6 separate regions of the Homo sapiens genome follow, and all the other regions are linked to region 1. Evidence: chromatin loops called from intact Hi-C (ENCODE). Cell type or tissue: PC-3. All regions are shown on one strand. Region 1 holds the start of PRO1804 (a long non-coding RNA gene). Region 2 overlaps ABCA9 (ATP binding cassette subfamily A member 9). Region 3 has its middle 160 kb from the start of ABCA8. Region 4 overlaps ABCA8 (ATP binding cassette subfamily A member 8). Region 5 has its middle 7.5 kb from the start of ABCA9. Region 6 overlaps ABCA10 (ATP binding cassette subfamily A member 10).

The links. Peaks named below come from ENCODE experiments on the same cell type or tissue, not always from the same donor. Only the 100,000 strongest peaks of a DNase experiment are listed, where the experiment ranks them.
Region 2: it touches region 1 in a loop (7-fold over the local background); 36 of 110 quality-filtered maps call a loop at or near these places.
Region 3: it touches region 1 in a loop (7-fold over the local background); 9 of 110 quality-filtered maps call a loop at or near these places.
Region 4: a loop joins it to region 1, with 6 times the contacts of the local background. A loop is called at or near these places in 12 of 110 quality-filtered maps.
Region 5: it touches region 1 in a loop (8-fold over the local background); 14 of 110 quality-filtered maps call a loop at or near these places.
Region 6: it touches region 1 in a loop (4-fold over the local background); 3 of 110 quality-filtered maps call a loop at or near these places.

Annotation. Positions count from the first base shown.
Region 1 is chr17:69,233,367-69,238,366 of GRCh38, reverse strand. It overlaps PRO1804 (a long non-coding RNA gene), which reads left to right and starts at 3,355. Exons shown (of 1, transcript NR_130736.1): 1 at 3,355-5,000. It also overlaps a transcript of ABCA10 not described here. In PC-3, a CTCF peak has its summit at 2,697 (motif pointing right); a DNase peak (open chromatin) is centred at 2,736.
Region 2 is chr17:68,969,758-68,974,757 of GRCh38, reverse strand. It overlaps ABCA9 (ATP binding cassette subfamily A member 9), which reads left to right. Exons shown (of 39, transcript NM_080283.4): 39 at 1-270. Among named protein-coding and RNA genes, the nearest start is that of ABCA8, 17 kb to the right of the region's middle. In PC-3, a CTCF peak has its summit at 2,447 (motif pointing right); no DNase peak of the experiment used is centred here.
Region 3 is chr17:68,792,037-68,797,036 of GRCh38, reverse strand. No RefSeq gene overlaps it. Among named protein-coding and RNA genes, the nearest start is that of ABCA8, 160 kb to the left of the region's middle. In PC-3, CTCF peaks have their summits at 2,114 and 2,314 (motif pointing left); a DNase peak (open chromatin) is centred at 2,926; H3K27ac peaks cover 371 bases.
Region 4 is chr17:68,904,649-68,909,648 of GRCh38, reverse strand. ABCA8 (ATP binding cassette subfamily A member 8) reads left to right here. Exons shown (of 40, transcript NM_001288985.2): 18 at 1,770-1,909; 19 at 3,486-3,605. Among named protein-coding and RNA genes, the nearest start is that of ABCA8, 48 kb to the left of the region's middle. In PC-3, a CTCF peak has its summit at 2,794; DNase peaks (open chromatin) are centred at 468 and 2,798; H3K4me3 peaks cover 231 bases; H3K27ac peaks cover 789 bases.
Region 5 is chr17:69,065,964-69,070,963 of GRCh38, reverse strand. It overlaps a transcript of ABCA9 not described here. Among named protein-coding and RNA genes, the nearest start is that of ABCA9, 7.5 kb to the right of the region's middle. In PC-3, a CTCF peak has its summit at 3,077; no DNase peak of the experiment used is centred here.
Region 6 is chr17:69,172,802-69,177,801 of GRCh38, reverse strand. ABCA10 (ATP binding cassette subfamily A member 10) reads left to right here. Exons shown (of 39, transcript NM_001377321.1): 23 at 2,289-2,396; 24 at 3,025-3,195; 25 at 3,408-3,521. Among named protein-coding and RNA genes, the nearest start is that of ABCA6, 33 kb to the right of the region's middle. In PC-3, no CTCF peak of the experiment used is centred here; a DNase peak (open chromatin) is centred at 1,901; H3K4me3 peaks cover 956 bases; H3K27ac peaks cover 1,867 bases.

The DNA.
Region 1 (5,000 bases):
CTAGTTTTCTAGGGCTGCTGTAACATAGTACCACAAATTGAGTGGCTTAAAAAAACAGAAGCTTATTCTCTTACAGTTCTAGAGGCCAAAAGTCTAAAATCAAGATGTCAGCAGGGTTGGTTCATTTTTGGATACTCAGAGGGAGAATCAGTTCCATGCCTCTTTTCTAGCTTCTGGTAGTTGCTGGAAATTTTTTTTTTTTTTTTTGACAGAGTCTCACTCTGTTGCCCAAGCTGGAGTGCAATGGCGTGATCTCAGCTCACTGCAACCTCTGCCTCCCGGGTTCAAGCGATTCTCTTGCCTCAGCCTCCCGAGTAGCTGGGATTACAGGTGCCTGCCACCATGCCCATCTAATTTTTGTATTTTTTAGTAGAGACAGAGTTTCACCATATTGGCCAGGCTGGTCTCAAACTCCTGACCTCATAATCCACCCACCTTGGCCTCCCAAAGTGCTAGGATTACAGGTGTGAGCCACTGTGCCCGGCCAGTTGCTGGAAATTCTTCATGTTCCTTAGCTTGCAGATGCTTATCTCCAATCTTGTCACATAGCTGTCTTCCCTGTGAATGTCTTGTGTCTTCTTCAAAGGTTGCCAGTCATTTTGAATTTAGGGCCCACCCTACTCCAATATTACCTTGTCTTTTTACATCTGCAAAGATCTTTTTTCTAAATACAGTCACCTACTGAGGCTTTTAGGAAGGACATGAATTTTGGGGAAATTACAGTGAGAAAACTGTACTAGCCGCAGTCAAGATAGGAAATAAAAACATTTCATTTTGGGAGAGGGAATGGGAAAGGAATGGAAGAAGTTAGTGCCACCCTTAAAGACCTAAAGATGCAAGTGGGAGGGGGATGGTCTTTATAATATTTCCGTGTTAAATATACTAATCTTGGTCCTGCAAAAATCCAGTTCTAGAGGAGGATATTAGTCTAGAGCAAATTCAGCCAACTGTTGGCTTCAGTTGAGTAGATTAACCAGATGTGCTATCTTTGCCAGAGCTGATTAAGAAGAGCTTCTGTCATGTGGTATACAGCCACTGATTTGGCAAATGGCCCATTTTCCATTCCAATCAGAAACATTTTGCATTGATCTGGAATGTACAAAAGTATACATTTTGCTCTGCCCTAAGGCTACGTTTAGGGTTTTCTTTCTCTCTGCCAATAAATTCCAAAAGAGACCTGGATCAGCTGGTCATTTCATAGAACGTAAGACTTGTCGACTCCATTGATGACATCATGAATTAAATGAGTAAGAAGTGGCTAGTATATTGGAAGCCTTGGTTAGACATTGTGCTACAGAAGGAGTATATCAAAATCCCATGCCATTAATATTTGACCAGAAAATAATAACTTTTGCCATTTCCTCTTCACTATCCAAAATATACTGGATTTCTCCTTAGGAAACTTATTTTGCACTGAAGTGATTTGCTATTGTTTAATACAGGGTATCTTAACCTTGGTACTATTGACATTTTGGGCTGGATAATTTTTCGTTGTGAGAGACTGTCCTGTGTGTTACAGGGTATTTGTAACATTCTTAGCCTCTTCCCACCAGATGCCAGTAGCACACTCTCCCAAGACCAAAAATGTCTCCACACTTTGCCAAATATTTCCTGAGGGAGGGTTGGGGTGGGGGTAGGGGGAGGAAGACAAAATTACTCCCATTTGAAAATACTGATTTAATGCATTGATTTGGGTTGAAAATTGATTCATTTATCCAAAGGCGTCAGTGGAAAAGTTTGTTTTAATTATTTTCTGTAGTTTTTCCATACACAAGTAATGTTTCATACTCAGTGCTGAAAGGAGGTAGATTCTTGATTCTGGTTCACTCAGATTGAGGTAGTAGGGAGAAAATTTCGATTCTAATCTTGTAATAAATACATTCTATCAGTTTCATAGACTCTGTCTGCAGACTTATTCTCAAGGTCTTTGTGCATATTTGAATGCATGTCTTCTTTCAGTGCTGTTTTCAGTTAATCTTAGGTTGTCTTTGAATATTATGTGAACTATCTTCTTACATGTGAAGTTACTTATTTGCTATTCTTAAGTCATTTCTCAATGGGGTTCCCAATTTGGGACTACTCACTTTGGGCAGGGGGGATTTACAAGCCTGCATTATAAATATTAGAAGTAGGTGCCCTGGATAAAAATAAACTGTTTATAAAGACAGTGTGGCCGATCCACAAGTTTGAATAGCTTTGCTTACATTTTGAAGTTCAAAGAAAGAATCTTTTCAAAAAATCCTACTACTATTTGACTTGGCCATATATATATAGGTATTGTAAGATGCAAACCCAGGATCTTATCTTTGTCCTCATGGTTATTCCCATGCAGCTGAGGATACAAAACCTATACAGCAGACAACTGAGACAAAAGTTGAGAACTGAATTGTATAGAAAGCCACTGGAAGTTTTCTTTTGCCTAGTTAAAGCTCAAAAGAATTTACAATGTACAATTTAAATTCAGAGTTGTAACTGTGCTGGGGGACAATGAATTTTACACTGAAATGTGACAGTGTCAAGATTATTTAAAAGTATTGCATCTCTAACTTTAAAATTAAGGTTTTGTTTTTGTTTTTTTTGTTTTCTTTTTTTTAAATCTCAGTAACCATGAGAGATACAGTTTCTAATCCTGCCAGGTGGAAGCAGCACAATGCAAGGTGTGGGTGGGTGCCTAGTAGAAATGGGACAGAAAAAGAGTGAAACTCTGACCACCAGATGGCAGCAGAGGCTTGTGCCAAAGGGATACCTTTCTGGTCCCAGAAAGGGGTGGGGTAAGGCCGCTTGAGTAGTGGCAGTGACAGCAAGGCAGTCTAAGAAGCCAGAACTGAATGAACTAAGAAGCCAGAGCAGAACTCTTCTGAGCCAGAGTCACCCAAGTGCTAGTTCATTTGAGAAATGGTGAGGCAGTAATAGAGTTCAAGAGGTTAGAACAAAGTAAGAGGGGTGAGCCAGAGGATACTCCTAGCCATTCAACAAACTTAAAGAAGGCAGAACAGCTAGAGGTTGAAAAGGACAGGAATGGTTCTTAGATAGGACAGGACAAGAACCTGAAGTTAGATTGTAATCACCGGTTATAAATCCCTCCTTTGGTCTCTTTGAGGAGCCACAAAATAGGAAACGTTTCAGGCACTCTCCAAATGGCACAGAATCTAGTTATCTCTAATATTGAAAGTAAATTTTATTGATAACTGGGATAACTTGGAGGGAGATGGGCAGAGATGGTTAAAGGAAACCTCCAGAAATGGTGTTGTTTATCGTCTTTTTAAATAAAGATGTAACCATAGTCTCAAATCTAATTTTTTACTTCTCATTTCTTTTGCTTCAAAAGGGAAAACCAGTGATAGTCACATCCTTCAGAAAAATTAGTTAATTTTTTTCCTTAAACAAATCATTACTTAAGAATTTAATTGATAATTCCCACTGGGAGAAAGCATCAAGATGAGCAAAAAACAAGTGGCATTTTATTTGGAATATTTAAGAAGTAAAACAATTCCAATTGTTAGAAGAGACTTGACGTATAAGAACTAAGCATTAAAAATGGTAATTAAGATTAATTGAAGGTTTACTCTGTGAACGCCATTGTTTCATTGCTCTATGCAAATTTTGTAGAGCAAAAAATTCATTGACCAGCAGCATCAAAATTAACTGGGGAGAGTGATGCCAGCAAGATGACATAATAGAAGGTAACCCACTCATTACCCGCCACCCCCCATAACAACAATAATTCTGCACCACCACAGACCAAAGTCTCTGTGCAGGAGCCTCAGGATTCAGGTATAAGATTGTGAAACCCCAGTGGATCCCAAGACCTAGAGGTTGTTTTGAGAGTGCAGACTAGCACCCTAGTGGCTGATCTGCTGATTTTGCTTCTGGGTTCAAGCCTGGAAATGGTTCCATTCCCCAAGGAGCTTGGCTAAAAACTCATTTGGTCTTGAGCCTACAACCAAAACCATCTGCCAAGGAGTCCAGAAAGAATCATGTACACTAGTGCCTCAACAGAGAGCCTCCTCTGACTGCTGACAATGAATCTGAAAGTTGCCCTGTGACTTGACTTCAGCCCTTCTCTGCTAAAGTCCCAGCTCAGAACTGCTCACACAAGGACCTAGAGTGAGACTCGCCCATGTCTTGCATCCTGGGAGTCTGAACTTCCATGTTGTGCTCTCCAGCCTCTGTCCCATAATAGATCCTGAGGGAAGCCAGCCTCAGTTCTGACCCCTCTGCAGTCAGGGAACTAGCCCATCTGTGCAGAGACTTGCTGGGAGATGCACACTCATCTGAGCCAATAAGATAGGCTTGCCAGCTGCCTTCTGCAGGAGATCCAAGGGTCCCCAGTCTCAGCCCTGGCCTCACCTGCTACAATCAATGAACTACCTCACCTGTCCAGGGACTGTAGGAGATGGACATCCATCTTAGCTACCAGAACAGTCTTCTGGGTTTAGGTTTCTGGCCAGATTTTTCATACAACCTGGGTACCCTTCTTTGGTCTTCCCCAGGTCTATCTGGGCTAGAAAGCTGCATAAATCTCAGAGCTCTCCCAAGACTCATAGCAAACCTGGGCTTAGCATGCCCTTTAATGCTCTAATGCTGAGACAGCTGTACTGGTCTTGGGCTCAGGGAAGACAACAGTCAGTCTCCTTAGAGTCTGTGGAAGATCTCCTGAAGAAGAATGGATATAAACAAAGCCAGATTGGGGAAACTAGAATAAATGCCTAATCCGTCAATGTGCAGACATTGTCACACATCCACAAGCATCAAGAACATTTAGGAAAATATGACCTTACCAACTGGACAAAATGAGGCACCAGGGACTGGCCCTAAAGTGATGGGGATTGTGATCTTTCAGACAAAAAATGTAAAATAGCTGTTTTAAGGAAGATCAATGAACTTCAAGAATATACAGAAAAACAATTCAGAAATTTATCAGATAATTTAATGAAGATTGAAATAATAATTAAAAAAACCACAAACATGCCGGAGTTGAAAAATACAGGGAGCATAAT
Region 2 (5,000 bases), 260 kb after region 1:
AAGGGCATACTCTTATGCAAATAATTAAAACTTCATAGGTCTTAATTTCCCATATCTCTATATATTATTATGACCTATCCAACTGGTAACCCTATGAACACCTTAAAATAAACTTGTATACTCTTATTTAGGTGAGTTTTTCTTGTTAATACTATTATTATTGCTATCTAATTGAATACTTGAAGGAAGTTGTGTGAAAGACCTTGGCTTTGATTTTAGTTCTTATATTCTTCTAGTTTTTGAAAATAAAACACTTCCATCAACCCGTAAGAATATTCGTCTGAGACCTTGGGCCAAGGGCCCCAGACTTCTTATTTTTTTTAAAAAAGAGACATTAATACTGATCCTACTGAGTCACTTGACTTTTATAAGTCACAAATGAGTTGATACAAGTCAACCCATTGAAAACTATAGTTCACTTTACGTACATCAGTAATAGAGTAAGTGTTTCTTGCAGTGAGCCAAATTTCCAAAGACTGTGCCATTATCATTGTATATAAGGCCTATGCCTTAAATAAGACTTGATTTTATAAGACTGGGTTCATCCGCACTAATGACACACTCAGACTCAGGACTTCAGTGAAGCAGTTTTCAACAAGAAAGTGTCAATGTGCTATATGTTGGGAGCTGATGAAGAAACACATCATTTCAGTATTCTAAGAGTATGTTCCCAAAGCTAAAAAAAAATGCCAATAATAATCTCAGTGAAAGTGTGTTAAGCAAAGGATTTATATCCAACAGTTCTATAAAAGAAAGTGAAATAGTAAACTTGGAAGCATAATATGATCATGGCAATATTATCATTATTTATTAGACTAAGAATACACATTATAACTAGGTTCTGTACATATATTGATTATTTTATGCAATCTTCATAATAACATTACCAACAAATATTCTTATTTATATTTGGCACTGTGAGAGGCAGAATTTCCAAAATGGCCCAGTAGAGATCTGCCTCCCTAATCTCTGGACCCTAAGAATATGACACAATATTGCTTCATTGTCTCTGTTATATTTCATGACACCTTTGACATTAGGAAAAGAAAGATTATCTGTGTGGGCCTGATCTAATCATCTGATGCCTTAAACGTAGAGAGCTTTCTTAGAATAGTGGCAGAAGGGGAAGTCATAGAGATTTGAAACATGAAGACTTGTTGCTCTGTGTCTGTTTTTGAAGATGGGAGGGTCATGGGGAAGGAAGGTGGGTGTCCTCTACTGTGGTAACTTAAAGAAAACAAACAAAAGAAAAAGAAAACCCTGAACTGCCACAGACCACTGTGAGGTATTAAGATATAGAGATTGTTGAGATTTAGGGGTTGGTTACAACAGATAGTCAGCATTACATCGACTAGTACAGTAGTTCATGCCAAGAAAACAATGAAAGCAAAAACCTAGGGTAAGAATCTCTCAAGCATGCAGGGCACTGATGCAATTGCAATTGAACTGTTCCATGCTTCCTATTGCCATTCCTTACCTGGTGCAGAACTCTGCAAGAGTGATCCTTCCTACTGTCTTCCCACGTGTTTATCTGTGTTGACTCTCTGGCTAGTGGATACTTCCTTCATTCTCAGTGTATTCACATTGCACCAACCTGAAAGTGTCTAGCCAAGCAATAGTAACTTGCCTATTACTAGTGCTAAAATAAATTATCTTCTTGTTTTGATTTACTGAGTTATATTCATGGAAATTGCAAAGCAAAAGAGTGGAAATCTTGTGCTAAAATCACTGTCTTGACCGGGTGCAGTGGCTCACACCTGTAATCCCAGCACTTTGGGAGGCTGAGGCGGGCGGATCACGAGGTCAAGAGATCGAGACCACCCTGTCTCCACTAAAAATACAAAAATTAGCTGGGTGTGGTGGCGCGCACCTGTAGTCCCAGCTACTTGGGAGACTGAGGCAGGAGAATCGCTTGAACCCAGGAGGCGGAGGTTGCAGTGAGCTGAGATCCCACCACTGCACTCCAGCCTGGCGACAGAGTGAGACTCCATCAAAAAGAAAAAAAAAGTCACTGTCTTGAAATGAAACTCTTATCATAAGTTGGTGGAAATATTTTAATGTCTCCTCCAAACCCCTCTTCGGACACAATCCAACCCAAGACACAATGCCTTTGGATGAGTTTATCCTTTAACTTAATATAAAAAAACTAGGAAGGAATATCTCCACTTAGATTAAAAGTTATATTGCATGAATGTTTGGAGTATTTGAAATAGAAGGTAAGAATAACTTATTTTGAAGCCTCAATAAATGAAAATATTACAAGGATTATAAAGAAATAATTTTAATGATACTTAGTTTATTCTTATATGAGATGTGAGTTTCTCAACAGTGGCACGATTGACATTTTGTATTGGAAACTTCTTTGTTGGAGTGGTGGTGGGGGAGGCTGTCCTGTGAATTGTAAAATATTTTGCAGCATCTCTGCTCTCTTATCCACCAGATGGCAGTACCACTCCCCAAGTGTGACAACCCAAAATATTTCCAGAAATTTCCAAAATCTCCCCTAATCCTCTAGATTTATATGTTATTTAAACCAACTGCTCGATAATTTTATCTTTAGTAAAAAAATGAGGAATTCAGAACAGTTGATCTCCTTTATTTAGAAATTTTGGGTTCTGTGCTTAGCACATTCGGCCAACCTGCAAAAATTGTCCTTTGAGAACAAATCTAGTAAATTAGCAATACAAATGTTCAGTAATTAATAGAAATATCTATAGACATTGGAATACATTTTGTTTGACGTTCACGTCCCTTTGAATATTTTCAAGACGGCACGGGCCTCAGTGATGTCACATAATAATCTGTAGATTATTTCTGTGAGGGAAAATAAAGACCTCAACAAACTGTAGTATATACTGAATCAGCAAAACTTCTGACAAAGCAAGTGTGGCAAAGACTGTTGAAAATAAAATGAAGTCTCTCTTTCTGGGGTGGCACCGTAAAAAGCCATTCCTTGGGTTGTCTTGACAGGAAAGGTTAATGCTGAAGTGGATGTGTTAGCTTACTGGGAAAAAAAGACCTTGACTCAGCACCGACTCCTCACATGAACCCTGGGAGTGCATTTAAACCAGCGCTACACAATAATCTTAGAATTCTTGGTGGAAAAGGACCTCGAAGGCCGGACACACACCTGTAATCCCAGCACTTTGAGAGGCTGAGGTGGGAGAATTGCTTAAGGCCAGGAACTTGAGACTAGCCTGGACAATATAGCAAGATCCCATCTCTACCAACACACACACACACACACACACACACACACACACACACACACACTCACACACAAACACCTTTTTAATTAGCTGAGCACAGTGGCATGAACATGTAGTTCCAGCTACTCGAGAGGCTGAGGTGGGAGGGTGGCTTGAGTTCAGGAGTTTGAGGCTGCAGGAAGCTATAATTGCACCACTGCACTCCAGCCTGGGCAATAGGTGAGACTCTGTCTTTTAAAAAATAAAAATAAAGGACCTCAGCGATCCTACTGTGATTTGCTTGTTTTACAAATGTAGAACCTGACAAATTTCATTACTTGCTCTTAGAGAATAGAGAGACGTTTATCTCAGGTCACAGTAAACTTTTGCAGACTTATTTTTGGGAAATGCACTATAGAATATAAACTCAGTTTTAATATCTCTTTACATATAATAAAATATAAGATTGTAACTAGAGGCTGGATAATGGCTTACAGTTCTTCCCTCACTAATAGATGCATAGTAAATCATAATGAGTTTGACCAGGAGAAGAGTCTCTTTTATGATTGGCTTAGTTTGAATTTTTACCCTTCCCTGTATAGGTTCATGCTTTCCTAGAACCACACTGCCCAGTCCTTCATTTAGGATCCTTAATGCTGAACAAATTTTAAGGTGGAGCCCATTGACTGACATGGTTGAGTTCAGGAAGCAATGAGCTGAAAATGGTGGAAAAGACTGTCCTATTAAAAAAAAAAAGGATGGAAAATTTAAGCAAAAATGTTTCTATCAGATAATGTGGATTTCATATTGTCCTTTTTATTATTTATCTTCTGCTAAACTCATGTGTTATTCTAACACTTTGAGTAGCTCCATTTGCTAAATATTTGGTTATTATCTCACTATTTTGAAACTCTGTCTTGTTAATTATGTCATTCATTTTAGATAATCAAAAGAGAACTTACAGTTTCAAGGCCCATCCATACTTTGACCTGCCTTCCAACCCTAACTAACTTCATCTCCTTTCTTTGTCACTTAAACTATATTTTCAAGGTCACATTTTGCCTTCCCCCAAACCCATCCTAAACTCCCAAACTCAAGTCTTGCAGTTTTCCACTTTTCCAGTCGGAGCTGAGCATTGCTGGAGAAAATCATTTATCATGCTTGCCGAATGCAATAGATAGAACAGTGTGTATATGTATTTAATTTGCATCTGTCAATATACTACAGGATTAATGTCCTTGGGGATTCAAGACACATGAAAATTGTATAGGTAATGTTGTTTTGGCTTAGAAAAAATAAACTCTACATTCTTAAAAAATGTCCCATGTTACATTTTTCTCAACTAGGATTCTGATTAAATTTTACTCCTATTATTCAAATTGAAAATCTTTCTCAACACCCTAGAGAGTAGGTATTCTACGTTGCTAATCAGAAGACTGATATTCTTAAAGCTCAGCTGAACATGTGTTAGGTTTATGAACACTAAGTAATAAAATAAAGGAACTATGACTTTAAAATATGTTTCCAAAGAAAGTCTAGACCACAGCAGGATTCTAGGCAGATACCTGGAGTTTCATGTGCTGCAGGCCAAACCAGCTATTCCCTCCTGCTCCCACTCCACTACCACAAACTAAGGAACAATCTTCTCAAAGACAGTAATTGGAATTGATTATGCACCTCCCACTAAAAAAGCAAGCAGGCCAGGTGCAGTGTCTCACAACTGTAATCCCAGCACTTTGGGAGGACGAGGCGGGTGGATCACGAGGTCGGGAGATGGAAACCATCCTGGCTAACACGGTGAAACCCTGTCTC
Region 3 (5,000 bases), 440 kb after region 1:
AAAACCTCTTCAATTCTTGCCTGACCTAAACCCTAAGGGTCTTATTTTCTTCTGCAGCACTGCTTGGCCCCAATACAAACTTGATAATGGCTCTAAATGGCCAGAAAATGGCACTCTCGATTTCTCCATCCTACAAGACCTACATAATTTTAGTCGAAAAATGGGCAAATGGTCTGAGGTGCCTGATGTCCAGGCATTCATTTACACATCAGTCCCTCCTTAGTCTCTGCTCCCAATGCAACTCATCCCAAATCTTTCTTCTTTCTCTCCTGTCTGTTCCTTTAGTCTCCACCCCAAGCTCTGAGTCCTCTGAATCCTCCTTTTCTATGGACTCATTTGACCTCTCCCCTCCTCCCCAGGCTCCTCCTCACCAGGCCGAGCCAGGTCCCAATTCTTCCTCAGCCTCCACTCCCCCACCCTATAATCCTTCTATCACCTCCCCTCCTCATACCAGGTCTGGCTTACAGTTTTGTTCCACGACTAGCCCTCCCCCATCTGCCCAACAATTTCCTCTTAAAGAGGTGGCTGGAGCTAAAGGCATAGTCAAGGTTAATTTTTAAATGAACAGTGTTGTTTTTACCTAAATCAATCTGGCCTGGTATATGACAACATAAAAAAAAAAAACTCAAGGATAGAGCCCAAGAGCTCACCAAACAAGCAAAGAATTATGCTGAACCCCCTTGGACACTCTTTAATTGGATATCCTGGGTCCTCCCAATTCTTAGTCCTTTAATACCTGTTTTTCTCCTTCTTTTATTTGGACCTTGTATCTTCCGTTTAGTTCCTCAATTCATGCAAAACTGCATCCAGGCCATCACCAATCATTCTATACCACAAAAGCTCCTTCTAACAACCCCACAATATCATACCTTACCCCAAAATCTTTCTTCAGTTTAATCTCTCCCACTGTAGGTTCCCATGCCGCCCCAATCCTACTCGAAGCAGCCCTGAGAAACATCGCCCATTATCCCTCCATACCACCCCCAAAAATTTTCACCGCCCCAACACTTCACCACTATTTTGTTTTATTTTTCTTATTAATATAAGAAAACAGGAATGTCAGGCCTCTGAGCCCAAGCTAAGCCATCATATCCCCTGTGACCTGCACATATACATCCAGATGGCCTGAAGCAACTGAAGATCCACAAAAGAAGTGAAAATAGCCAGTTCCTGACTTAACTGATGACATTCCACCATTGTGATTTGTTCCTGCCCCACCCTAACTGATCAATTAACTTTGTGACAATACACCCTCCCCACCCTTGAGAAGGTACTTTGTAATATCCTCCCCCCACCCACTGCCCTTAAGAAGGTACTTTGTAATATTCTCCCCTGCCCTTAAGAAGGTACTTTGTAATATTCCCCCCACCCTTGAGAATGTACTTTGTAAGAACCACCCCTTGCCCGCAAAAAATTGCTCCTAACTCCACCGCCTATCTCAAACCTATAAGAACTAATGATAATCCCACCACCCTTTGCTGACTCTCTTTTTGGACTCCACCTGCCTGCACCCAGGTGATTAAAAAGCTTTATTGCTCACACAAAGCCTGTTTGGTGGTCTCTTCACATGGACGCATGTGACAGTCATCTCACTGGCAATTATATTGAATCAAACTATATAAAATTGCTATTTCTGTAGGTCAAGGGTTAATTTTTGGAAATTTTGTGTGGCTCAACCTGCCAGCAAAGGCATGTGAGCCGAGACCTGGATCACTCCTTGTCTTACTTTCCCTTTCTGTTTGCATCTGTAAGTTTTTTTGACGGGAAAATAAAGCCCATCAAACCTAATGTTTTGCATAATGGAAAACAAAATATATGAAAAGAGTTTGGGGGGAGGGGAAGATTGTTTTGCTGTTTTGTTTTGTGACTTTTCAGCCCATTATCTTCACTTCCTCTTCCTTGTTCTCTAGCTTCTTCCCTGGTTACCTCTTTTCCTGCCTTCGTATTTACCAGCTCTTTACTTTATTTCAATCATCTTCTTTCTAGCTTGTTTGTGTTTGTTTTTTCCTACCCTTAGGGGATTATACAGACTTTCAGACTACATGGTGGTAAGAATAATGGATTGTTCTGTGTTAAAAAAAATTCAGAATGGGAGAAAGTAGGGCTGTGTTCTGGAAGCAATGAGAGCCTGGGGCCTTGGAGGACTTTCTATGCCCAAGCCTCACAAAGAGAACATCTGGTGCGACACGCAGCTGGGAAAAGATCTAGTTTTTAAAAACAGACAAAGCCCTATTATATAAAGGGAAAAACATATCTTTTTTGTTGTTATTTCAAAGTTACAAGTGCTCCCTCTTCTGTCAACCTTTAGAATTTGTGCTCTCTTGGGCCACTCTGCATATCAAAGAAAAAAGTGGATAAATAAAAATAATGAAGCAGAATAAAGTTCTTCACTCATGGAAACTTGAATGTTGTAAGCAATGGAAGAATTCAGGGACACTACACGAGGAGTGATCCCTCTGTATTAAATGCAATGTCCCTGCCGGGGGTGGTGGCTCACGCTTGCAATCCCAGCACTTTGAGAGGCTGAGGTGGGCAGATCACATGAGGTCAGGAGTTCAAGACCAGCCTGGCCAACATGACAAAACCCCCTCTCTACTAAAAATACAAAAATTAGCCCGGCGTGGTGGCGCACACCTGTAATCCTAGCTACTGGAGAGGTTAAGGCAGGAGAATTGCTTGAACCCAGGAGGCAAAGGTTGCAGTGAGCCAAGATCATGCCACTGCCATGCAGCCTGGGTGACAGAGTGAGACTCTGTCTCAAAAATAAATAAATTAATTAATGATTAATAAATGCAATGTCCCATGGTGCTGTGGCCTGTGCTATTTGGATGGTCAGCTACTTCATTGCAACATGCACCAGTTTCCTGGAGGTTAGTTGCTAATTCTAAAAGGCTTCAGATAATTCACTGTGTATTGAGTCATGGCTTGATGACGACCTTGTTTACAAAGCTCATTCAAACAGCCCAGTTCCTGCCCGTTTGCTCTTTGACCCTGACCGAAATCCACCAGAAGGCGAGTGACTTACAATGGGATTATTCACATTTCTGCTTTTTGTTGCATTATTCACTTGAAACTAAAAAAAAAAAATCAAGGAGCAATTACTTCCAAGACTTTTCCAAACACATCACTGGGCGGGGGAGGGGTCTTCATCTGGGGGCAAGGCACTGCAAACTTCCAACATTAGGATATAATCTGTGAATGAGATAACCTATCAGTGGTGGCCTAGGCTCCAGCCTTCTGGTCAATCTCAGCAACTTGGAAGCAAAAAAGCAGAAACTGTTACATTGGTTGATACTTCTTTTACAAAAGGGATGCTCTGTTCTCTTTTGCAGCCAAAATCCACAGTGATCCACATAATACTCAGGAATCACCCAGAAGGGATTTCTATCTGAAAGGAGAAAGAAGCTCTGGGGCATGAATATACGTTGTCTTGTAAAAAAATAAATCAGTAATTCATGTGTGTATATTTTATACTCAATGGGAAAAAATGTTTTATTTAAAAAAACACTCAATATTTTACATGACATTGTGAAAAGGCAGCACGGAATTACTCATTTGCTTCCTTTTTTAAAGTTTTAGATGAAAAATAAACATTTAATCCCATCACTTGTTCTTAAATGTAATATTATTTTGTTGTCCTTTACACCCCAGTTGTCACAGGTCAGAAACCCTGAGAGAAGCCAAGATTGCTAAAATGAAACTTTACTTCTAGAAACAACCCCAGAATTAAATGTTTCTCCACTTGGCATGGAATTTGAAGATTGACTTTGAATGCCACCTTGGAATCTAGCATTAGCCAGTTACTGCAATAAAGAACAAAGGAAGGCTCAGAGGAAGTTGTAGGAAACCTCAGTGTGTCTGAGATGACCTGCAGCAGAGGCCATGCAACAAGGTCCCACCCCTGGGGACCTGGAGATGTCACCTGATAATTACGGTTTTGGTGAATAGTGATAAAGATGCCAAAAACAGTTTTACCAGCAAGCATGACTACCTAGCAATAGGATTAGACCTGTGGTAACTTTGTAACTTTGGTCTGATGTCATAGTTTTGTGTGTGTGTGTTTTTTTGTTTGTTTGTTTGTTTTTGGTGTGACCGGAGTTAGTAAAAGCTGAGAGAAGTAGAAAGATGAAATAAAACAAACAGTCCAAGGTTACCCTGCAAAAATTAACTCCAAGCCTGAGAATCAGTATGCAGAAAAAATAGCAACGTGTATAGTGTCAATTTCTTTTTGTCAGCTCCAGTTTATGAGAAGAAAATGATGGTAAAGAGTATAGCTAAAATTTTGGTCTTCTTTCAAGGTTTGCCATGTAGATAAATGTGTCTAGGAGTTTGTAAACCACAAAACAACAGGGAAACTCAATCCTCAAAACCTTCCATTTACAAATGAAAGCCTTCTCTTTACAGGGCTTACAGAAATAACCATACAAAATTAGCCACTTACTGTTATTTATAACCACATGGAATATGGCAAAATAATTTTGGCTTGATTCTTATTCCTGTTTATACTGATAATCCCAACTGCCATATATTCAAATTCCAGATAGATGAGGCACTAGAGGTCTTATGGAGTCTCTTTCTCTCTTTTCCTTTTTCCTTACCCAGTACTTTTTTTTTTTTACCCTTTCTCCTTGTAGTTCTGTGTGAAATATAAAACAATTTTTGAAAATGATGAAACACCCTGCATAATTAGATTTCATCATTTGTTCTCTTGCTTCTTTTGCCCCTCATTGTATAACAATTGCAGATCCTTTCTTTTCCTGAAATCATTATGTTTTCCCCCACTCCCTTACGTTACGCAATAAACTTGGAGTGATATTAACGTCTTGTTTTGAAATGAGGGAGAAAGAATAGAAAAAAAATGTCAAGGGCTTTTGGCTTTCTTAATGCCTTGTAGAGCATTTAGTGTTGTTCAATGCCTCATTTGATTCTCAAAAATATTAATCAAGGGTAACAAATGAGATGCCTTACTCAGAATGTGAGGACTAGCTCAAGAAACTGCC
Region 4 (5,000 bases), 330 kb after region 1:
TCTGAAAGTCAGTGTTTCCACCTACAAAGTGAGAGTAGCAATTCCTACTTACAAGTAAAGGTTATAGAAAAATAAATAAGAGACTGCCTGGCACACTGCATGGAAACATAACATGTTTTCAAAATAAAAAGTGCTAGTCAGGATCCCTGCCCAATTTGCGAGTCCATTCATGGACTCCTATTTGTGCAATTGCCTTATTTTCTTCTAATCTAAGGGCCAACAAATTATAGCTCATGAGCCACATCCAGCCTACTTCCTCTTTCTGTAAATACAGTTTGGTTGGAGCCCAGTCATGCCCTTTCTTTTACACACTGCTCTGGCTGTCTCCATGTTACAACAGCAGAGTGGAAGAGTTTCAACAGAGTTCTAACAGCCTACAAAGCCTAGAAAATTTACTATCTAGTACACATTTTACAGAAAAAGTTTTACAACCTCCCCTTTCAAGCTTCAAGTTCCTCAAGGAATGACTTTCTGCATGACTCATTCATTCCGCCCCAGCACTCAGCACAAGTTCCTACAAGTGGCCAAGGAATAATTCTTAAATTGTTTTCATTTCAGGAGTCAGCATCATGGAAAACAGCTACGACATTTTTTGCTTCACTCTTCCAGTGGATTTCACTACTTCTAAAAAAATAGCATATATTCTTTTAAGTTCATACATGACTTATGTGTCAGTGGAATAATTTTTGACTTATGCATTTGGTCAAATAAAATTGCTACCATTTTTAAGGGCTTGTCAAGTGCAAACTTCACTATTATTCCATTGTTCGAATAACCCTAGAGGCTGGGAATCATTATTCCAGTTTTCTAATAAAGTAACTGTTTAGATAAGTTAAATAACACGTTCCAGATGCTAAAACAATATTTCAAAGCCAAGTCACTACTGATATTTTGCCCACTGTATAATTTATAACCTCAATTAATAGAATATTGTGTTTGTCTGTTTCTCTATAATGGAGAAATAGCTGTGGTATTTTTCAATGGATAGACTGATTTTCTCAATGATACTTTGTTCTTATTCAAAGTTCTGGGCTTAGCATTACAAGAAAAGCAAACCACATTCATCCATTATTAGTTTCTATCTATAATCCAGTTTCCTTCATAGCACTTACTACTATTGATAATTATTTTACTCATCTGGTTGTCTACATGTTTTCTTCCTGACGCCCGCACTAGACAATGAACTCCATAAGAGCAGAATAATGCTGCTTTAGTCACCATTGTATCCTCAACACTAAGTATGATGTTTGTCACATACTAAGAACTTAGTAAATTTGCATTGGATGACTACATTGAGTAACTGAAACTGTTTGGCATCTATACTTCTCACAAGTCTCTTGTTCCTTTGAAGCGATACAACAATTCTATTTAGTCAGCTTAAAACTGAACCTTCAACTGCAACGTTATCCATTTTGCATAGTCCTGACCTTTGCTGTACTGCAACCCTGGTATTTTCCACTCTGTGACCACCCTCTCTTCAGGAGCTTCAATCAATATGAAACTTCTCTGGGCACTACTCCTGAGTAACCTCACCAGTAACTCTCATTAGCTCATTCTTTTCTTTTGTCCATCACATTTATATGATTTGGCTGGGTTTTTGTCCTCTTATTTCTTGGGTTTTTGTCCTCTTATTTTGTGTTTGTCTGACCTATTTCTGGCATTAGATTTTAATTGATTTTCTTTGTCCTATAGAGACTAGTTAATTATTTTCTTGCTATTGGAGACTATGTCGAGTAACATATGTCTTTTTTTTTTTTTCTGAATGCCAGCTTGCAGTTAAATGAAATATGTGTTGAGGAAAACATAACATCACTTGTTAAACAGCACATCCCTGATGCCAAATTATCAGCCAAAAGCGAAGGAAAACTTATTTATACATTACCCTTAGAAAGAACAAATAAATTTCCAGGTAATGTGCATGAACACTGTGAAATAAAATATGTGAATAATAGTCATCATCATCATAATTATTATCATTACAACTAACATTTATCAATGTCTTACAGTATGCTCAGGTACTGAAACATAATCAAAAGAATAGTACAATAACTGAATTATTTTCTGTATAGTGGGAAATAGAATTACATTCTAATAGTTGTATTGTAATGCCTGGGCATTTTAGAGGGCTTCTTTTAGTCCTTCTTCCCTAGTAGTGTGTAACATAATATTCTAGTATTCATAAATGTACACAAACCCAAATGGTTGAAAACCTCTGGCTTATGCACTACATTAAACAGCCCTGTGATGTGGCTATCTGTCTCGGTGAGACTTTTGCAATAACTTTGGGTTTTTCAGGCTAACGCATAAAAGTTTACTAACTATGTTTGTTGTTCAGGGAACTTGTTCCTTAACAATGGGGCACTATAAGGGCCCACATTAGTGGTTGAAACAATTAACCTTGCTGTATATGTGGTTAACAAAGACATATACATTCATTCAAATACACATTTTATGGTGACAACACAAGCATTCCTTAGAATCATCAGGAAAGTGTTACGCAAATTCTGATTAGTACTTTTTAACAGTAATTATAATTTAAAGAAAATTTGTAGACGTTTTAGGTGGAATGAAGAATGATGCATAATACTCATTATTAGCTTAAATCTTACTTCTTTTCTACCTTTCTGTATGAGGTATTCTAGTCAAGACAAAAAGCTTTTAACCTATCCTTTTGCCCAAGCAGGAGCTCCAGATGGAAGCCTCAGGACTTCTGTAATCACCCTAGTATTAGAATTAGGTTTTTATTTAAGCTTGATTTAACCACTGTAATTCAAATCCATGCAGGCAGGGGCACTGTTCACTGCTTCATGAACAATGACAGATGCGTAAGTATATTTTGGTGAACGAACTAAAGAATGAATAGATATAAAATTGCTAGAGCGAATAATCACTGTCACAATTCCAGGAAAATTCCCTGATTCAGTTCCACATTCTCTGCCTGTTAGGTCTTGTGAATTTTTTCTTCCATTGTTAGAAACAGAAAATTTTTTAATGGTTTATATTCTATGTCTTCTCTTTAACAAATATTTTCTAAACTACAGAAGATTCTACACCATCCAATTAATTCTCAAAAAATTAATTCCTTTCCTTTTGTCAGTTAGAACATAAATGGCTCCCATTTATATCTGTTCTCTAGAAAAGACTTTTCAATTAATTAGGCTTAGAGTTGAAAAACCCAGAGTCTCACAATTAATTAAATTTTAAAAGGAAGTCAGAAAAAACTAAGATTAAACTTTAATAGAAATGCAAATGAATATAAATTAATGTTTGACAAAGTAATATTTGGGTTGTAACACATGATGTAAAATAGAAAATAATATATAGAATTTGCAGAATAAGATGATCTATTATGAAATGTTAATTTTCAAATGTTTTTGACATATCACAAGTATAGTTTCATAGATTTGTGCTTATTAGTTTGAAAAATTGTCTTCAGTTCACTTGTGATTCTTGTTTTAATTCACTGCTGTATATGTATTCTTTAGAACTTTACAAGGATCTTGATAGCTATCCTGACCTAGGAATTGAGAATTATGGTGTTTCCATGACAACTTTGAATGAAGTATTCCTGAAGCTAGAAGGAAAATCTACAATTAATGAATCGGGTAAATAAAATGCATGAAAATTATTATGTAAAAGCACATATTTCAAGAACACACTGTTCCAAAGATGTGATTACAAAATGTGGGGTTCATGATTAAGGCTCTTCTTAGACAAGCTTGTGTAAAAATGAAACGCATCCCTGTCAACATTGCTTTGTAGTTAAAAATAATCCATTTTTCTACATCCAAGGCTCACTGCACTCATATTAGCTCTAGGCTTCTAAGGGCAATTTCAGATAAAACATTTATTCTAAATCATAAATTAATATAAAACATGAACCCACAGATCTAAAACACTTAAGAACCCCAAACAATACTTTAAAATGAAACTATTAAATTCCTGTAGGCCAGCAATAAAGAAGAGAGTCTTAATTAGACATATTGTACTGTTCCACAGATATCAGATTCTCTGGTGTCAGGTTTTTCTTTTTTTTTTCTTTATGTTAGAAATTGGACACTATCTATCCACCTATTTTCAAGGTCACAAATAACTTATTCTCTTGTGTTCAGACTGTTTTGAAGCCGAACATAATAAACTCTCTATTTCTGATACTGCACTTTTTCATTCTAACATTTTCATTTGTTCTTTTTTAGAGTTTCAGTTCTTTACTATTTCTCATCTGCTCTCAATATTGTCCATATTTTCCAGTAGATCTTGTAACATATTTATCATAGTTATTTTTAAACTTGTGTATTTTAATTCTAACATGTGGACCGTGTGACTGATGACCGTTATCAGTAACTGACTCTGATTTTTTTTCCTCTTCCCTATGGGTTATATTTCCCCGCTTCTTCATATGTCTTGAAATTTGTATTTTATCATGGATGTTACTTTAACAAAACAGGAACACTGAGGTAAACAATGGCCAGAAAATGGCATGACTCTTCCTCTGTCAGACTACTGATGTGGATGGCAGAACTGATCTAATTTGTATTTGGCAAGTGCCTGGGCTTTTGCACAGGTTTTATTAGATTCAGTCCACTCCCAGCTTCGAATGTTTTAAAGGTAGAATCAGGTCTTTCCCTTAGACGTGACTTTGAATTATAGCACTGGAAAAATTCTATATATTTCTCTATAGCCCTGCTATCAAATATCTCAATAATGATTAATCTCACTGATTTTCAGCCTGTCATCACTTTTTGTTTATTTATTTGTTAGTATACATCTCTCCACTCCTCATTCAGTGACTGGACCCTAGTGGACTCATGTATTACACAAAAGGAAAGACCCATGAACCCTGATGATGTCTTGCTCAAGACACTATGCAGCTTCTTGTGTTTCTCTCTCCGTTTTTCTGAGTATCTGCCCCCAGCTACTGCTGTACTGTTCCTATGCACTTAGGAAAGGCTCCACGAAAAAAAGTTCGTAGATGCTGTAAACTCGTTTTGTGACTTAGG
Region 5 (5,000 bases), 170 kb after region 1:
GTTTACACTGTGAGAGGAAAACCACCTATTCAAGCCTCAGTAATGGCAGACACCCCTCCCGTCACCAAGCTCGAGCACCCCAGGTCGACTTCAGACTGCTGTGCTGGCAGTGAGAATTTCAGTCTAGTGGATCTGACATTGCTGGGCTCTGTGAAGGTGTGATCTGCTGAGCTAGACCACTTGGCTTCCTGGCTTCAGCCCCCTTTCCAGGGAGTGAACGGTTCTGTCTCACTGGCGTTCCAGGTGCCACTGGGGTACAAAAAACATTCCTGCAGCTAGCTCGGTGTCTGCCCAAATGGCCATCCAGCTTTGTGCTTGAAACTCAGGGCCCTGGTGGTGTAGGCACCCAAGGGAATCTCCTGGTCTGTGGGTTGTGAAGACCATGGGAAATGCATAGTATCTGGGCCGGAGTGCACCATCCCTCAAGGCACAGTCCCTCACGCTTCCCTTGGCTAGGGGAGGGAGTTCCTTGACCCCTTGTTCTTCCCGGGTGAGGCAACGGCCCACCCTGCTTCTGCTCCCCCTCAATGGGCTGCACCCACTGTCTAACCAGTCCCAGTGAGATGAACTGGGTACCTCAGTTGGAAATGCAGAAATCACCCGTCTTCTGCGTTGATCTCGCTAGGAGCTGCAGACCAGGGCTGTTCTCTTTTGGCCATCTTGCCCGGGAGCTGCATTTTATTTTTTTAATTTTTGTATTTTTTTGATCATTTATATTTATGCTTTAATCTTTTTCTTATCTATTATATAAGCATTTTATGTAATTAAATATTTTATCTGTATATTTTACAGATATAATTGTATCTGAAGAGTTACATTTCCAAACCTGTGATAAATAACCTATAATTTGTTCATTCTGGAACCATTAGTGCTTTATAAATGTAAATTTGTTTTACAATGATAGTTGAATTTATTTAAATTATTTCTAAAACCCAAGCAATAAATTCTCCTGTCTTGCTCAAATGAATAACATGACAATATATATAACCACTTTCAATAACAATATAATGAAATCTTTGCTTGTGTTTTTGATAAACTATAAGTTTTCTTAAGTGTTATGGAAATGTTTACAAGATACCGAATAACCAACATCAGATATAGTATAAAGGTTTTAAAAGTTTTAAAATGGACATAGTTTGCTAAAAATATCATAATATGGTTGTTTTTCAAGCTATTAATGGGTTTTTATTAAGATTATATTTAGGAGCAGATTAATGATTCTGAAAACGGAAGATCAGAATAAAACAAAAGAAGGGATCAAGAGAAAAATGGAAAAAGAACTAAACTATTTCAACGCTGTCGTAGAGAGATCTAGTGCAGGCTTTACTCTCTATTTCCCTAACACACCCCTTGTAAAAGAAGCTGACCACTGTGTACTGCATCACCAATTCTCTTCTTTGATGCCTGGATTCCAGCTGGGTTTGATTAATCCAACAGGAAGTAGCAGCAACAGATTGAGGATAGAAGGAAAGGGAGGTCAGACCCTCCTCCCCTGCTTTGGTACCAGATCTAGTGGTGAATGGATCCTTGAGGCCCACAGGCTTTGCCCTCCTCCAGTTACACTCACCTGTTTCTTCCCCTTAAGGGGACTGACCCCAGGAATGTCTCCCCCGGCTGCAGGCCACACTCAACCTCCAGCAATTCATCAAAATTACCATTTATGCATTCCGTCCTACCAATTTCTGGCTCTAGTGATTTCTGCTCCAGGTAAGCTGATCTTGGCTGTGATTCTCTGTATTCACTTGTTTCTCTGGATTTTAGGGTTGTAGTTTGCCCTGAAACCTCAATCTCTGATGGGTCCAAGAAATATCACTGATTTTCAGTTTGCTTAGGTTTTTTCTTACTGCAAGAAAGCGAATAATGACTTCCACGCTCTTTACATGTTGGAGGTGAAGAAATTGAATTTTAAATTTTATTGATTTTTAATTAATTAAAATTTACATTTAAATACTCACATGGGGCTAGTGGCTACCTTACTGAAGAATGCAGTTTTAAAGTTAATCATATCTTTGTCCTCTTCCTAAACTATAAGATTTTTAGGGAACTTAGCTCTGATCATGGCTCTCTCCTCCCATATAACTGCTGTTTGATACTTGAGTTGTCCATTGTGTTTAACACTGCCCCCTGCACACATTAGTCATTATCATCATTAGTTTGCACAATCAATATTTATTTAGTTCACTAATATATTTATTAGTTGCTAGCATTCACCTACTTCTTTCTGGATTCAGTTTTTTCTTCTTCTTGGAGGATATTTATTAGTAGTTCTTTCAGAGATGTCCATAAAATAGAAATCTCAGTTTTTTGGGGTAAAGATATATCTATTTTATGCTTACACATGAATTATATTTTAGCTGGTTTGTCAATCAGCCTTTGCCAAACCACCTTAAAACTTACTGGCTTAAAATAGCAATCTCCTTTTAGCTTTGTTTTCCTGTTTCATTTCTGGCATCTGGGTATTTATTTTTCTTTAAATGTGATCTCTGTTTTTGTTACTTCTTATTTAACCATTTTATTTATTTCCTTGTTGAAGGAGCATTCACATTAGCATAGTTCAACAATAGAAATAGAAATAGCAATAAAGATTTTGCTATTATCTTACAAAATCCCACTGTGTGGTATTTTGGTACAAATAAATTGAAAAGTAACTGGCTTGATATCTTCTTAAGGTTTTTTAAGTTGTATGCTAAATACACTAGAAAACTTGCATAAAATACTCCCAGGATGGGCTCAGAGGAATAATGATTGTATATTGGAAACAATAATTTTAGATGACCAAATACATTTTTGTTTGAAGTTTCCGTTGAATGTTTATAAAAAGGCTGAACACCTGAGATTCCTATGTAACAGTAAATAATTTCTCTGGAGAAAAAAGACCTAGGCAAAATCTAACATATATTAATTTAATCAAACATCTTAAAACAAATACAGAAAGAATTAGTGCCCCCCAGATATTGTGGAGTGGGGCCTAGATTTCCTGGCCTATAAGATAAGGAGCCAAGATTTCCCAGTGTTTCTGTTTAGGTTTCCTGCACAGAGATGAGCATCTACTATAACAAAATAAACTCTTTGTTTTTATGTACTGCCCCCAACAGAAGCTGACAAGAAATGCAATGGCAGCAATGTTTAGTTCTTTCAAACCCAGTGAGCTCTGTGAGGCTTCTGAACTCTGACTATAACTTGTAATGTAATTGTAATTGTTGGTGATGTTTGAGGAGCCCAGGCTTACTAGTTAGTCTTATATAGGGTAAGAATAAAAAAGAAACCTGTATAACCCAATTTCTTTCCTTCTTTCCTTCTTTCTTTCTCTTTCTTTTCTTTCTCTTTGTTTCTTTCTTTCTTCTTTCTTTCTTTCTTTCTTTTTTCTTTCTCTGTCTCTCTCTCTTTCTTTTTTTTTTTTTTCCAAGGTCTCACTCTGCTTACTCTGTTGCCCAGGCTGGAAGGCTGTGGCGCCATCTCAGCTCACTGCAACGTCCACCTCCCAGGCTCAAGGGCTCAAGTGATGTTCCCACCTCAGCCTCCAGAGTAGCTGGAACTGCAGGCATGTACTACCACACCTGGCTGATTTTTTGGTATTTTTTGTAGAGACAGGGTTTCACCATGTTGCCCAGGCTGGTCTGAACTTCTGGACTCGAGAGATCCTCCCACCTTGGCCTCGCAAAGTACTGGGATTACAGGGCACAATGACTTTCTTTTATAAATTCAAAGTTGAAGAATATAAATTTAAAAAATATTAAATCATATTTAATTATATATTAAGAAAATTTCCATTCATACAAAAATAGCAAAAATATTACAAAATTTAGCATTAAATATGTCAATTCTTTTTTTATTGCTATTTTTGTATTGGTGCTAGTGTCTTAGGTATGAGTAACTCAGTTTATTCCATAAGTACGGCTTTTCTCTTGTACATTTAAAGCATTTTTCTGTCAAGTCTTTAAGTCACTCACTATTTATCAGTTTCAATAGCTATCGATGCCTTTCCTGATCCATCAATGATTTTAATTAATGATAAATAACTTCTAAAAATATGTTGTTTTGAGCCATCAGTTCAGAGATAAACCTTACAAATTTTCCTTTAGTTTCAAGGAGCATTTCTTAAGGCAGCAGGACTTATGAGTTCCTGACATGTCTAAGGCAATCTTCCACTCTCCTTGATACCTATTTGAAGACTCCTCACAGTATCCTCAAGTGCCCAGCACATCTGTTGGTTTGTTCTTAGAATTTGCTTCCTACTTCACAGAAAAATCTTAACCCTGAGGACGGAAATCTTTACTTCGTGTTGTCACATTTTTTAATCCTCTCAGCTTTCACTGGCACTTCCTTTTTTTCTTGTGACAGAGAAAAAAAAAAACCTGTCCCATCTGATCCAATACCGTCTTACGCAGCCCCTCCAAAAAAGCAGCACTCCACCTGTTACTGCGTTTCTCCTGCGTGTTCAGCGTTCTCCTCCTCACTTTCCCTTTTTAAATGTTGTCTTTAAAAAACAAAATAACAACCTTTTCTTGACAAAAACAACTCACTTAAACTACCACCCAACCTACAACCTTTCTTTTATAACTAAGCTTCTTGAAAAAAAAAAGATACTTTTTTTCTTTTGTTTTCCTACCTCACATTCAATATTATACATTTAAAACTTAAAACATATGTATTGAGCAACCTTCATGTTCCAGGCTCTGTGAGGTACACAGCGGTGATGATTTTGTACCCTTCAGTTGTTTACAATCTATGGTGTGGGAGAAATGAGTATATTTAGCCTAAAAGACAGTGAGGTACATACTACAATAGCAGTAACCACAGCGTGCTGTGGGGGCACCTGGAAGGGGCATGGAACCCATATGCAATGAGGGCAAGGGTATCAGTTCGTTCTCACGTTGCTAGTAAAGACATATTTGAGACTGGGTAATTTATAAGGAAAAGAGGTTTAATTGATTCACAGTTCATGGTGGCTGGGGAGGCCTCAGGAAACTTACATTCATGGCAGAAGGGGAGGCAAACAT
Region 6 (5,000 bases), 61 kb after region 1:
TTGTATTTTTAGTAGAGATGGGGTTTCACCACGTTGGCCAGGCTGGTCTCAAACTCCTGACCTCAGGTGATCCACCCGCCTCAGCCTCTCAAAGTGCTGGGATTACAGGTGTGAGCCACCACATCTGGCCTCACTATACATTATTTAATTTAGTTCTCACTAATGCCTCTGAAGTTGATATACTTAAGTTATAAATAGAAATATACTAAGGAACGTAATTGGACATTCACAAGTCAAGTTCTAATATGGCATTGGAATCCCAATGGTGAAGGATTCAAATGCCTATATTAGAACTCTGCCTAATAATGACTTTCACTGGTTAGCTCTGACCTTCTGTGTATCTGGACCCCCTGATCCTCCTACCATATATTAATATTCAAATGCCAGTCAAGGACCAACAGAAGCTAACAAAAGTGTCTGGACCAGCATACAGGAAGAGGAATAAGTGACAAAAGAAAAACTCATGTGAATTTCATAGAATAGTAGCATTAAATGGCAGATTGAAAGAAGTATAAAAAAGAGGTATGCATGTAAGAAGACAATTTTGTAGCTTAGGAAATTGAAACAGTCACAAAACTACTGATAGAAATGGGGAAGTTGAAAAGGAAAGTTTATTTGGAGGAGATGCTAGTATTAGTTTTTGACTTAGTATATTAGATAAAGCAGAGTATACCCAAGTAGATACTTTCTGTAGAATATTTTAAAAGCAAGGAACCCAGAGAAGTAGATGGAGATAATGCATACTTTGGGAATCATTAGGATGAAGTTGAGGATATGCAGAAGAGAGATGGGGGAGCAAAGAAAAGCAGAGATTTAGGGTAGCAAAATTAAGCAGTACACCCAAGTAGAGAGTGCAGGATATAAAGGAGAAAAAAGGTATCTCTTTAGTTGGACCCAAACTGCTTGTACACTCTAAGTACAGTAGTCCCCCTTTATCTATGATTTTGCTTTCTGCGGTTTCAGTTACCCTTGGTCAACCATGGTTGAAAAATATTAAATAGAAAATTCTAGAAATAATTTATCAGTTTTAAATTGCACACTGTTCTGAGTAGCATGATGAAGTCTTGTCCGATTCTTAGAGAGGAAAACAGATATGTGCATCAACCAATGACATTGGCCCATTTAATATTAAGCAACAGGATCAACAACATGGGTAATATCCTTTCCCAGGGGTGATACTGGGAAGCAGGGATATGGAGTCATAAGTGTTACCCTTCCCTTACACTGATGATTGTGCATTTATTTAGCCCCTGGTAATCTGGTTCTTCCCACATCTTTACTAATACTCTTAGAACAACCTTTTCATTGCTTCTTTTTTGCCCTTCCACCTGCACCTGCATTTATGACAAAAACTTACCTTTTCTGCACTCCTTTTCTTTAGATTTTTTTTGTCATAATAATAATAAATTACAGTGTCTTGAAAAAAACTTAAAGACCCCTCAATGCCTTGACAATTGTTTAATTTAAACAATTTTAGAAGTCAAATTATGTAGGCAGGGAAGATTTGCTCTCTTCTAATTGTATCTTGCACGTAGTTAGGCATAATGCCTAAGCATAAGTCCAGCTTCACAACAATCACTATTAGAGGCCAACTTGGAAATAGGGAACTGGAACAAATGACAACTTAACTCAGTGCTTCAGATATGATAACTGTAGCTCCCTAAAATATCAGATGTAAATGTAAAAGAGAAACTGCTCATGCCCTCTAAGTACAATAGTCCCCCTTCACAGTGATTTTGCTTTCTGATGTTTCAGTTACCTTTGGTCAACTGTAGTTCTAAAATATTAAACGGAAAATTCCAGAAATAAATAATTCATATGTTTTAAATTGCATGCTGTTCTGAGTAGCATGATGAAATCTTGCCCTGTCCTGCTTCCCACCCAGGAAGTGAATCATCCCTTTGTTTGGTGTGTCCACACTGTATATGTTACCCATTAGTCACTTAGTAGCCATTTCAGTTATCAGATTAAAAAAACATATTATGTATAGGGTTTGGTACTATCCAGGTTTCAGGCATCCACTTGGAGTCTTGGAATATATCCCCTGTGGAAACGGGAGACTACCGTATATACATATAAAATTGAGATTTTGAATTTCTTTTATATCATGCTGTTCCTGGGAATGGAACCTGCCACTAAGGTTAACAAAACATGTTTGCTTGTCTCTTTGCTTCTTAAATCAGGTGAATGCTTCTAGAGTTTTTCTTTATTTCCTGGAAACGTATCTTATAATGTTTGTATAATTTGTAACAATTGCAACAGCTTACTGATGTGTTTTCATCTTTCAGGATGACATAGTGCTGGATCTTGGTTTTATAGATGGGTCCATATTTTTGTTGTTGATCACAAACTGCGTTTCTCCTTTTATCGGCATGAGCAGCATCAGCGATTATAAAGTAAGAGGGAGAGAGAGGAAATTAGATTGAGATTGATTTTATTTGACTGTAGTAATTGCAATTTTATTGTTTTATACACACACAGTTGTACTTTGGTTAATGTTTTTACACATACATTACAATCTAATATCAGTATAGATTATAGTAAACACATGATTTCAAAGAGGTCAGAAAGTTTACCATTTAGCACAATAAAATTGCCACAGCTGTAAGGGAAATCATGCTAAATAAACTTCAGGGATGAAGATGTGGTACTGTTTGATCCATGCAGTTATTTCACAGTTCCAAAGGGAATTTAGATTTTTAACTATAGCATGAAATGTCAGACATACAGTGTTTCCAATTATTTAACTACGCTTTAATAAACTGGGCTTTAAAAATATATAGTGTAGTCATCTTCATTAATCTGTATCAATGGGTAAATTAACTTTAAAAATAGCTGAGACTTTTCTGTTGAACCAATAACTACACATTTCCATTGGAGATGCTAGATTTTTAGGAGGATGCTTTTTGTCACACAGACACTATAACATACTATTTCTAAAATTTATTAAACAATTTTTTTTACATAACCACAAAATCTTTTCAAACTAAGATCCCTTCCTCTATCCCTTCTATTCTTTGTCAGAAAAATGTTCAATCCCAGTTATGGATTTCAGGCCTCTGGCCTTCAGCATACTGGTGTGGACAGGCTCTGGTGGACATTCCATTATACTTCTTGATTCTCTTTTCAATACATTTAATTTACTACTTCATATTTCTGGGATTCCAGCTTTCATGGGAACTCATGTTTGTTTTGGTAAGTGATCATTTTTTCCACAAGCCAATTATAATAGTAGAATCAAAATGAAAATTCATTTTCATGAATGTTTTGTCATTAGCAAAAGGCATGTAATATGCAAGAAAATAAGAAAATTGCCTTAGGCAGCTTTATGACCTGATTATCTCCCCTCCTCTTTCCCTCTATGACCTGCCATTTCTAATCTTGCCATTGATCCTCATTATTTGCAGGTGGTATGCATAATTGGTTGTGCAGTTTCTCTTATATTCCTCACATATGTGCTTTCATTCATCTTTCGCAAGTGGAGAAAAAATAATGGCTTTTGGTCTTTTGGCTTTTTTATTGTAAGTATATATACATGCGTGCACATTTATATTAAATTTCCTTGAAGTTTTTTTAAATGCAAATTTAAGTATAAATACTTTGCTTAGAAGAGAATGGAGGGTTTTTTGTTTGTTTTTCTTTTGTACTTTCATTATTGTTGTACCATGTTTATGGGTTCAGAATGTTTTGTTCATTTTATTTCCTTTATTTCCCATTTGTTCTTTGAGGTTTCTTTTTTAGAACTCTGTTTCTTTGGAAAGAAGTAAAATATATGTAGGAACCATGGCATGTAACAGCTGAAAGACTAGATCATTCAGGACATTTCTTCATTTTACAGAGTGGGAAAAACTGAAAAGAATCAGACTTAAACGCAGGCCTCTCAACTCAGTGATGTTTTTCTCTTAAATAATTCTCCTTCCTTAAAAAACAAACAAACAACAAGCATGATAGGGGGCTATATAGATGAATAAAATAAATAAGAAACTGTTTTCTTAATAAATAATTTACTTATTACTTCAGGCATATGCTACTGCATCTCCTTCCCTATCACTAGCTGATATCTTAAGCAGTTACTATAGCTTTCTGACCATTTCAAACATTAAAACAGTCCAATTTTGTTAAGTAAGATTCACTTAAAGAACTAAAAAAAATCTAAAAGGTTGGTCAAGTCCAAATCATAACTTTCTTAAGCAATGTAAAACTCTCTCCCCAGGCTCATCTTAGGCACGCCCTTAGTTTGGGGATCAGCGGTGAGAAAGAGAGCAAGGTCTACACTTTGACTCTCTCTTTTTTTCTTCTTCTTCTTCTGGATTTTCCTTTCTCTTTCTGTGGACAGGGTGAAGGGATTAGGGTAAAAGGACCAAAGTTTTACTTCACTGGAGCTGTTACAGTTACATTGGTTGGCCTTTGTGAGTAGTATTTAAAAGTTGGATTTAGTATAAGCAGGAATATCACAAACACAACCAGTTGGAGAATTCAGTATGTCAGCAGAAATCCTAAAGGCTACTAAATTGCTTCTAAGCTTCCAAATCGCATCCCTGTGACAGCTAATCACATAATTCCTTGGGCCAGTTTTATCAATGGTTGTACTACAATGGTCAAATATCATAACCAAGGGTAATGTCTTCTTAACCATCGGCATTAGTCATTGATCTTTATTTTTTTCTCTTCTAATTCCATTGTAAAGGTAGGCTTGTCAGTTTCACTTTTTAATTTAATCCAATTTTGCTTTGTATAGTTTGAAACTATTTTGTTTGGTGCATTGAAGTCTGGAATGATTATACACCAGCCCTATTTATTCTTATGGTTTTTGGCCATAAAGTCAAATGTGTCTCATATTAATATAGGTACACCAGATTTCTTTTGTTCAGTATTTGCTTGATAAATCTTTTTTGCCACTTGTGTTTACTTTTAACTTTTATTGTTCTTATGCTTTAATGCCTGTCTCTTGTAAAAGAAATATAGTTGGATTTTATTTGTTTTTTAATTCAGACTTAACC